2 separate regions of the Homo sapiens genome follow, and region 1 is linked to region 2. A link is a contact called in ENCODE Hi-C data. All regions are on one chromosome and are shown on one strand. The core of a region is the stretch at or near the end of the contact, and the rest is flanking DNA. Distances in the headings are between cores, read along the strand shown.

Region 1 (4,991 bases), core at 677-3,176, 540 kb before region 2:
TGTAGGCATCTGAGTTTGTTACCTCTGGAGGTAGCCTTTTTCAAGCTGTGTGTCACCAAGGCCCAGGTCCCTATGCCAAGGATGTAAGCCTCAACCAAGTATTTCTCCCACCAACCTAGAACTCCCAGGCAGTGCCTGGAAGGGCCCCAAAGTCCATGGTCAAGCAACTCTGGCTCTGGCACATCTGCAGGGCAGAGTGGCATCTTGGTGGAACAGACTAAAGGCAATGTTGACCTTTCTTCCACGACACAGACCCATGAATAACAGAGCTTGAAGAGCCCTTAGAAAGCAGTCTAAATTCTTATTTTTTCTGGGGAAACTGAGGCCCTGAGAAAGGGAAGAGCTTGCTTAAGTCACCCCAACATCTGGTGAAAGATCTGGATCCAGCACCCACTGGGGCACATCCATGTGTCTTTTGCAGTGTGATATCTCTCTTTCCAAAACTCGTGTCACAATCAAGGGAAGATGAGACAAGAGGCATCTCAGTCCCTAATCAGACTTGTTCTGCACTGCTCATTCCTGTTTCTCCAGCTCAGGCTTCCTTGCCCAAGAGCTGAATCTGGGGAGTTCCCTGAGCCCAGGAAATGAGCCAGAACCTGGGAGAACATGGGCTAGGGGAGGTGACTCCTGAGAGGAAGACCAAACTCATCCCCACGCCCTTCCCCTGCTCCCTGAAGGTGCACCTCTAGCAGATGGAGCCAACGAACCCTCTGTGGATGGACTTGGCTGTCACAGTAAAGCCCGCAACACCCAAGGGCTGAGCATCCTCCATTGAGTCAAGTTCTCCCACTGCAGTGAAAAGTAAAAGACAGAGGGCTGATGGCCAAAGTAATCCAATTCTGAGCATGGGCCAGATGATTCCTGTTATCTCTTCCAGAATATGCTAGGACTGGGGAACACATTCTGGCCTAGAGAAAAGGTGAGGCTGAAAATGCCTGCCTTGTTCAGGAAACCAAAGTCAGACACCTAACAGGCTGGCTTTGAAAGCTTCACTGTAGAAGGGAAGAGGTTAGAGAAACAGGGACATGCCACAGCCTGCAGTTCCAAGACAAGGTAGGAAAGTGGAGCCACACCAAGGAAGGAGTTGAGGTTTTACTGTCCACCAGCCTTGGATCTATATTCCATTTCCTCACTGTATTACCTTGAGCAAATTATTAGCTGCTCAGAGCCTCAGTTTCTGGATCTTTAGAGTGGGGATAGCAAGATAGTAAAATAATAATACCTACCTACCTTCTAGAGTTGTTTTAAGGATTCAGTGAGATAATGCGGGTAAAGGGCCTAGTCCACTACCTGCTTTATGGTCAGAACGCAATAGGAAGTCAGGGGTCTTTCTTTACCCCTTCCTGTGGTTCTTTTTCTTTTCCAAAGACAAGACCGTCCTGTGATGGTCCTCCCATTGACCCAGAGAGAAAGCCCAAACTGCGCAGGTACTAAAACCTGAAGCAACTACACATTAAAAACACAGAATCCTCCCCCCGCCCCCACCACCTCTCAGGGTGTCTGCTGTCGTCAAAATGCCTGCCCCCCACTAACCCCCCATCTCAACCCAGGGGACATACTTTCCTTCCCTGACTCCTCTCAGCCATCCCAGCTGCGAAGATGAAAGTGAAGTCTCAGCCAGAACCCAGATCTTCAAAGCTGGGTGGGAGCCACCTCGTGCTGGCCCTGCCCCTCCCCAGCTTTGGCCCCCCTGGGAGGAGAGGATGCGAGGGAGAGCGGTGGCAAGGAGGGGAGGGCGCGAAGCGCGGAGCCCGCCTGGTCCCCAGCCCTGCCGTACGCACCGTTCTCGCAGCTGGTGTTGCTGACCCGCAGCTCCATGGGGCCCGGGGCACACGAACCGACGCGCGGGCGGACGGCGCCCGGGCTCCCCAGCTCCGGAGCAGGTGGCCGCGACTTGTCCCCCGCGTGGCTCGCGCGCGAGAAGCCGCCGGGGTCCGGACCCAGGGGTGGGGAGAGTGACGCGTCCCAGAGTGGGAGAGTCCCCGGGGAGGAGTCACCCGGCATCTTGGGCAATTCCGGGGGCAGGGGGCCCAGGGCTGGGGCCGCCCGCAGAGGGGCGCATGCCTTCCTGGGGTGAGGACGCTGCCAGGCTCCCAGCTCTGGAGTCACCGCCCCGTGCTAGGGGCAAGAGGTGAGGAGGCGGGTTCCCCGGCACCGCTCCTCCGATGCCTGCACCGGCACCCAGCTCCATCCCCAGGGAAAGAGTACAGGGGACCTAGATGGCTGGAGAAGGGGCAACTTTCCTGCCGAGGTGGAAGTGGCAACATAGGGGTTGGAAGTGGGTACTGCTGCCAATTGGGAACCTGGGTTCCTTCTTTTCCTTCCTTCTCGCCCTCCTACCCTCCCCCTCTCCTTCCTCCCCTCCACCTTTCCTCCCTTCCTTCCATTTCACCCTCCTGCCCTTCCTCCCTGCCTTCTGCCCTGCGACCTCCTTTCCTTGCCTTACCCGTTCATTGATTCAACCCAGGTCTGATCTGTGCTGGTAGGTAACAGGTACATAGTGAGTTAATGCTCAATATATATTTATGTCTAATGAATAGATAATAGGAGCTTGGTAAATTAAATGAAAGAAGGAAATGAAGTGATTGGAGACCAAAATGAGTCAGACTATTCCCTGTCCCCCAAGTACCTTATATTTTAATGGGGGAAACAAAATGTGATCATCTCTTAGAGACCAATGTTTTTGAAATTACCACTTTAAAATTATTTATACACACACACACATACACACGTTGTGATGGAAAGCATATTTGTTACTATGGGTAACAGTAAAAAGCAAGTTAGAAAACCACTGACCTGGAGCATAAAAATAGGTATGTAGAGTTTGCTATAGGCCAGGCAGAGTTCTAAGTGCTGAAAAATTCCAGTTCATTTAATCTTCATGACCGCCTTATAATGTACAGACTTTTATTATTTACCAAAAGGAAACTGAGGCACAAAGTGCTCAAGTAACTTGCTGGGGATCTCAGCTGAGAAGCAGAAAAGCCAGGATCAAACTCGTGCTGTCAGTGGTCACATTAAGCCGCCTGGCATTTTACACTGAAATAAACTGCTCCTGGGCAGTGAGGGTGTGGGGCTACTGAGAAAGCAGTGATTGGTTCTGCCAGTGGTGCTCACCGGCTTCCTGGAGGAGGCAGCTTTTAAGAATTGTTATGTATGGAGTCGTCAGCATGGGCCAGACACTGTGCTAACCCCTTTCCAGGCACTGTCTCATCGAAGCCTCCTAGGAGACAGATATCCTTACTCTTTCCATGCTACAGATAAGAGGAAACTGTTATTTTTAAAAATTTTATCATGAGATAATTTTAGACTTATAGAAGAGTTACGAAAATAGTATAGAGAGTTCCCATATACCTGTCACCAGCTTCCCTTAATGTTAACATCTTGTATAGGAATAGAAAAAACTGTCCTTTAAATACTCTGAGACACTTGCTCCCAAGGTTGCACAGCTAGTGAACGAGGGTGCCAGGTGTAAACCGAGCTGCTCTGACCCCAAGCCTGTCCTCCTACCTACGACCCTCCACTGTCTACTTGCGGACCTCTAGCTGGGCCTCTAAGGATGGGTTCTCCCAGCATGGGGCTTCCTCTAATTTGCTGGATGACTTTAAACAAGTTGCTTACTCTACATAAGGATCAATTTCTTTGTCAAATGCAACAGCCCCTTCTCCAAGGGGTCGGGATCGGGTTGGGGAAGGGAGAGGTTAAAAGAGAAAGGGAAATGTGAGACACAGCAAATGTAACAAGCCACGTTTGCTCATTTTACTTGCTGCATAATTTCACAAGCCCTTGATTCTGTAATGATGTGCACCTCTCTGGAAAAATGCTTTGAAAACAAAGCAGGATACAGCACAAGGCCCCCACAACTTTTGCCTGAGACACTATATTTCTTAAAAGATAAATGACCCTAGACCTTGCCTATTCCTACACATAGGATAATGTTTGACAAGGTTAGTGACTATGCCTCTATCATCTATAACCAGATATACTCTTGCACCCAGACTTTCATGTGATTCTGCTTTACTGTAACTTCTGAGCAAGTTTGATGTAATGTTTGAGCACATACTGCACTTCTGCTACGTGTATATCAGCTATGAGCTAAAACACTGTTTCAGAGCAGTGGGACAGGACCTCTCTGAAAGACTCCTCCCAGACTTTGTCTTCAGTCTCTAGTCCTCAGTAAGACTTCTGCTTTTTTTTTTTTTTTTTTTTTTGAGACAGAGTCTCACTCTGTTGCCCAGGCTGGAGTGCAGTGGCTCGACCTCGGCTCACTGCAAGCTCCGCCTCCCATGTTCAAGCGATTCTCCCACCTCAGCTTCCGGAGTAGCTGGGATTACAGGCGCCCACCACCACGCCCAGCTAATTTTTGTATTTTTAGTAGAGACAGTGTTTCACCATGTTAGCCAGGCTGATCTCAAACTCCTGACTTCAGGTGTTCCACCTGCCCCGGCCTCCCAAAATGCTGGGATTACAGAACCTCAGTAAGACTTCTGAATAAAACTAACTTTAATTCCTTAAAAGCTTGATTTTCTTTTAGTTGACAGAAGTCATAGCCATTGCCAACAGAATATATCCAAGTCTGCAGGTGAGTGTGCCCAGGCCCGCCTCTAACTTTGGAGGTGTGTGGTACCACCGTTCAGGTAGAGGGGAACACCTCCAAGACTATATGAATTTGAACACAGAGCAGCAAGACACTAGATGATTGGCCCTATTCGGAAGTGAGACTTCATGATGAAAAAATATATGCATCCATGCTACCTGCAAGGGAGAATTTGACAAGAGAATTCAACTTATCTTTCTCTTCTCTAAGCATTTCTGCTGTTCAGCTCCTCCTTGTGCTATAAAACGGAGTCAGCACTGAACCTGGAGTGGTACAGTCCTCAAACCCTCACTGCATTCAAACTTGACTGCTTTTATTCCAAGAACATAGGGTGAGAGATTCGGAGTATTTCCCTCTGGTCTGACCTTTTTTCTTCCTCGCTTTATTGAAGTAT
Region 2 (4,484 bases), core at 1,954-4,453:
GCCTGGGCAAAATAGTGAGACTCTGTCTCTACACAAAATTAAAAAAAAAAAAAATAGCCAGGCATCGTGATGCATGCCTGTAGTCCCAGCTACTCAGGAGGCTGAGGTGGGAGGATTGCTTGAACCCGGGAATTCAAGGTTGCAGTGAGCTGTAATCATTGCCACTGCACTCCAGCCTGGGCAAGAGCAAGACCTTGTCTCTACAAAAGAAAAAAAAAATCAGTTTCTTAAAACTGAGACTTGGTTTTTGATTCTCTAGACTGCTCAGCAGAAAAAACTGAGACATTTTTACAATTAAAAAATTTTTTTAGGCCGGGTGCAGTGGCTCATGCCTATAATCCCAGCACTTTGGGAGGCTGAGGTGGGCAGATCACTTGAGGTCAGGAGTTCGAGACCAGCCTAGCCAACATGGTGGAAACCCATCTGTACTAAAAACAAAAAAATTAGCCGGGCTTGGATATGCATGCCTGTAACCCCAGCTACGTGGGAGGTTGAGGCAGGAGAATTGCTTGAACTCGGGAGGCAGAGGTTGCAGTTAGCTGAGATTGCACCACTGCACTCCAGCCTGGCTGACAGAGTGAGACTCTGTGTCAAAAAAAAAAAAAAAAAAAAAAATTTAATCCCAGCAATGGCAGGAGCTTGAGCCCAGCCTGGGCAACATAGCGAGACACCATCTCATTTTTTAAAATTAAAAAAAAAAAGTTTAAACTTTTCTTTTAGGTTCAGGGGTACATGTGCAAGTTTGTTATACAGGTATCTGTATTTAAAACATTTAAAAAAATCAATTTATTTAAAAATAACAACAAACTCACTTTGTGCTAACATAACATGTTTTATGGCAACTAACTAACTCTATTTTGAAAAAATATTAGTGAGAAAAATGAATGAAAAAATTACTGAGAAATATGGCATTGTTTTACATTTTTTGCAAATCTCATTAATATCTGGCTTAATAGGAGACAGAGGGATTCTCATCTCTGTTTCCACATTCTGTGTAAGTGACAGCAATGACATCACACATCACATAGCCTCTGGGAAAGTATACTGTATATCTCATGAGAGAATGATAGTGAAAATGGCAAAAAATGTCTCATGAAAATCATTTTGATCTCATGGGCCCCCCATCTAGACTTTGAGAACCACTGCTGTAGAAAATGTGAAATTAAGTTTCATTTTCTCTTTCATCCTGTTTTCTCTAGAAGCCTAAGTCAGCCATGAAAAGAGTAGCACAGGGCTAGGGAGAGCTCAAAGGATTTGAGCAGCGGCTAGGAAAGAGATTTGACCATGGAGAACACAGCTCACAACAGTTATTTTTTATCCTCAGACCCCTGAGCCCCACAGCTCCTTATGCCTGATGTCTAACACTTCGGAAAATTTTGGGATATGGGTCACGTGTTTTGGGTTTTCAGAGATTTTTGACAAAAGGTGGTGAAATGTAGTGAAACTGCTGGTGGTTGTAAGGTGCTATTGGGCTGGGATGTCATCTTGTGAGGGTGGCATCTAGCAGTGACTGGGTCCATCTCCTTGCCTGTGTCCCATCAGATGGATGGAATACCCATGTCAATGAAGAATGAAATGCCCATCTCCCAACTACTGATGATCATCGCCCCCTCCTTGGGATTTGTGCTCTTCGCATTGTTTGTGGCGTTTCTCCTGAGAGGTAAGGAGGGAGGGCCAGGTGATGGAGCACTTCAGAACCCTGGCGACTGCAGGAGGATCTGGAGTTGTCTCCACTTCCTTCCCCTTTATCCCTCCCCAAAGAGGCTCAGTTCTGCCATTGTTCCCATCCCAGCCAGGGAAGTAACAGGTAAGTTCATTCTCCCCAAGCTGCTAATGACTCTGTGTATTAACCTCCTGGTAGAGTTTACGTTTTGGAAAAGGAAAAAAAGCAGAAGAGCACCTTCATTTATTGGACATTTCTGTGCCAGTCCTGATGGTATACTCTTGATGTGCCTAATTCATTTTATCCCTATTACTGCCTTAAGAGGAAAGTACTATTTCCTACTTTGTTCACTTTCTCTGTTCTTTGGTTGGGAAAACCCTAGCTTGTCTCTTCTTTTGGCTAGGATTGTTGCAGGACGAAGACCATGAACAATCCTGGTTTTCTTCTTCTTTTTTTTTTTTTTTTTTTTTTTTTTTTTTGAGAGAGTCTCATTCTGTTGTCCAGGCTGGAGTGCAGTGGCGTGATCTCAGCTTACTGCACCTCCGCCTCCTGGGTTCAAGTGATTCTCCTGCCTCAGCCTCCTGAGTAGCTGAGACTACAGGTTCACGCCATCACACGGGACTAATTTTTGTATGTTTAGTAGGAGGGGGTTTCACCATGTGGGCTAGGTTGGACTCAAACTCCTGACCTCAGGTGATCCACCCACTTTAGCCTCCCAAAGCTCTGGGATTACAGGCATGAGCCACCATGCCTGGCGTGATCCTGGTTTTCTTATATGTTCCCTAAAAGCAAGCTTTCTTAACCTGGAGGCCACAGATGGACTTCAAGGGTAATGTGAATCCTTTGAAATCACATGCAAAAGTGTTTATGTGTTCATGCCTGCATTTTTCAGGGGACAAGGTCTGTAGTTTTCATTAAGTTAGCAAGCTGCTCCATGACCTTGCACCTCCATCCCACCCCTGCCCCCCGCCCCCAAAAGTTTTAAAATGCTACAAAAACAGCCATGAAACAGCTTATGGTTTTCAGGCAAATTATAGGCACGTGGCACCTGGTACTGTTGTAAAATGGGGATAAATTGTTCTGTACTCATTAACAAAAGCTGTTTCAGGGCAGTATGTCAGGAGATGAGACTAGTAACCATCTCAGCTGATTTGAATAATAATGAAACTTGTATATTTCAACACCTGCCCCAGGTGCAAAAGCAAATTTAAAATTTACTGGAATCCTGCTGTTAGCCTTCATACAAAGGCATGATTACAGTTTTGGAAAATTCTGAGTATGTCTCGTAAAGAAGTGTTTTGAAACCCAAGTGAGTGCTTGAATTCTGGATAGGCAGATGACTCAGAATGAAATAGCTTAACACCATTGCCCAGAATGTTGGAACAACTTGGTAATTGATGAGCACTAACTGTGGTTAAAATAGCAAGTGTTTGACCTGGGAAAGGGAATGGCTTTTTCTGCCAAAGCCAGCCACTGGTTCTCACCTTTGGCCCATATCTGCTCTTTGCGGGGCAGCACTGGAATTCCCCCAGCATTTTGCATGTTCTATGCACCGCAGCCACTCTGCTCACACTGTGGCCTTGTCTTTTCAGGGAAACTCATGGAAACCTATTGTTCGCAGAAACACACAAGGTAATCTATCTTGCATGAATGGGTGTTGTAATGATTGTACAAGCTGTTACAAATGATTAGCTACTACTCAGTGGTTTAATGACTTGAGCTTGTGTTACGATTACACATAGAGTTGGAAAGATGTGACATTAGAAGTGAAAAAGTTGTGCAGATTTAGCTCACATTAACCTGTGTCTTGGTTAACACTCTGAGCAAAATGCCAGTACCAAGGCAGGTGGGATTAATAGAAGTATAGCACGCAAAAGAAAGAAGGTGATATGGCACTTTACTCTGAAATTTTTTGTTCACCTATGGGTAAGTTAGTTTAAGAGGCCATTGTTAAACTGGAGTTTATTGAGGAGCGTTGGCAATATGGAAAATGAAAAAAGCATGTAGAATATTATTCCTGGGAGTTGGTTCCTCTGCCCAGTTAGACCATGGAAGCAGCTTGTTTTGGGGCCTTTTTAAAAATAGTATTTGAAGATTCTCTAGTAAGGGATTTTAGCTATTTGCCCTATTCTATAGCTTTTGGAAAAGAAATTTTTAAAAAAGGCATAAATTATTAATGAAGTCCTTGCCTAATTAATTGCATTCACTAATTAGTTGCATTAATACCACAATATGTATTAGCAAGAAGGAAAATTGACACCCAGCGAGGTGACCTTTCAAGGTCACACTTAGAGACCTTTTGGTAAATAAACGTATTGAAATCATGATTTTATATTTTGCTAAGAATCTTTTTTATCTCATTATAATGGATTGGCAGAAACTCTTTTTCCCCTGCAGCCTCAGTTTTCCCATCTGTAAAATGTGGAGCTTAGACTAAATGAACTGTGAGCCCTTTGAACTTTAAGGGTAATTGCACTGTAACTTAGCAGCATCTGTTTTGTTTTGTTTTCTAGTCTTGTGTTTCCCATTATGAGCCCCTCTTTTCTGTTTACAGGCTAGACTACATTGGAGATAGTAAAAATGTCCTCAATGACGTGCAGCATGGAAGGGAAGACGAAGACGGCCTTTTTACCCTCTAACAACGCAGTAGCATGTTAGATTGAGGATGGGGGCATGACACTCCAGTGTCAAAATAAGTCTTAGTAGATTTCCTTGTTTCATAAAAAAGACTCACTTATTCCATGGATGTCATTGATCCAGGCTTGCTTTAGTTTCATGAATGAAGGGTACTTTAGAGACCACAACTTCTCTGTCCATGCTC

Evidence for each region. A loop is a pair of places that touch in the nucleus more often than their neighbours do. Pooled maps may share reads with other maps.
Region 1: a map with no recorded cell type shows a loop between it and region 2 (3-fold over the local background). The contact joins the promoter of NIPAL4 here to the enhancer-like site in region 2. A Hi-C loop is called at or near these places in 1 of 37 single-sample maps with no recorded cell type and 9 of 50 pooled maps.

Annotation. Positions count from the first base shown.
Region 1 is chr5:157,457,148-157,462,138 of GRCh38, reverse strand. It overlaps NIPAL4 (NIPA like domain containing 4), which reads right to left and starts at 1,926. Exons shown (of 6, transcript NM_001099287.2): 1 at 1,782-1,926. The coding sequence starts at 1,818. NIPAL4-DT (NIPAL4 divergent transcript) reads left to right here and starts at 2,039. Exons shown (of 3, transcript NR_136205.1): 1 at 2,039-2,131. RefSeq lists a silencer at 1,873-2,032.
Region 2 is chr5:156,919,275-156,923,758 of GRCh38, reverse strand. TIMD4 (T cell immunoglobulin and mucin domain containing 4) reads left to right here. Exons shown (of 9, transcript NM_138379.3): 7 at 1,543-1,660; 8 at 3,256-3,295; 9 at 4,218-4,467. The coding sequence ends at 4,302. Among named protein-coding and RNA genes, the nearest start is that of TIMD4, 42 kb to the left of the region's middle. RefSeq lists enhancers at 1,007-1,286, 2,856-2,965. Within about 2 kb of position 3,203, at least 4 of the 41 ENCODE cell types and tissues checked have a DNase peak (open chromatin) inside an H3K27ac peak, as active enhancers do.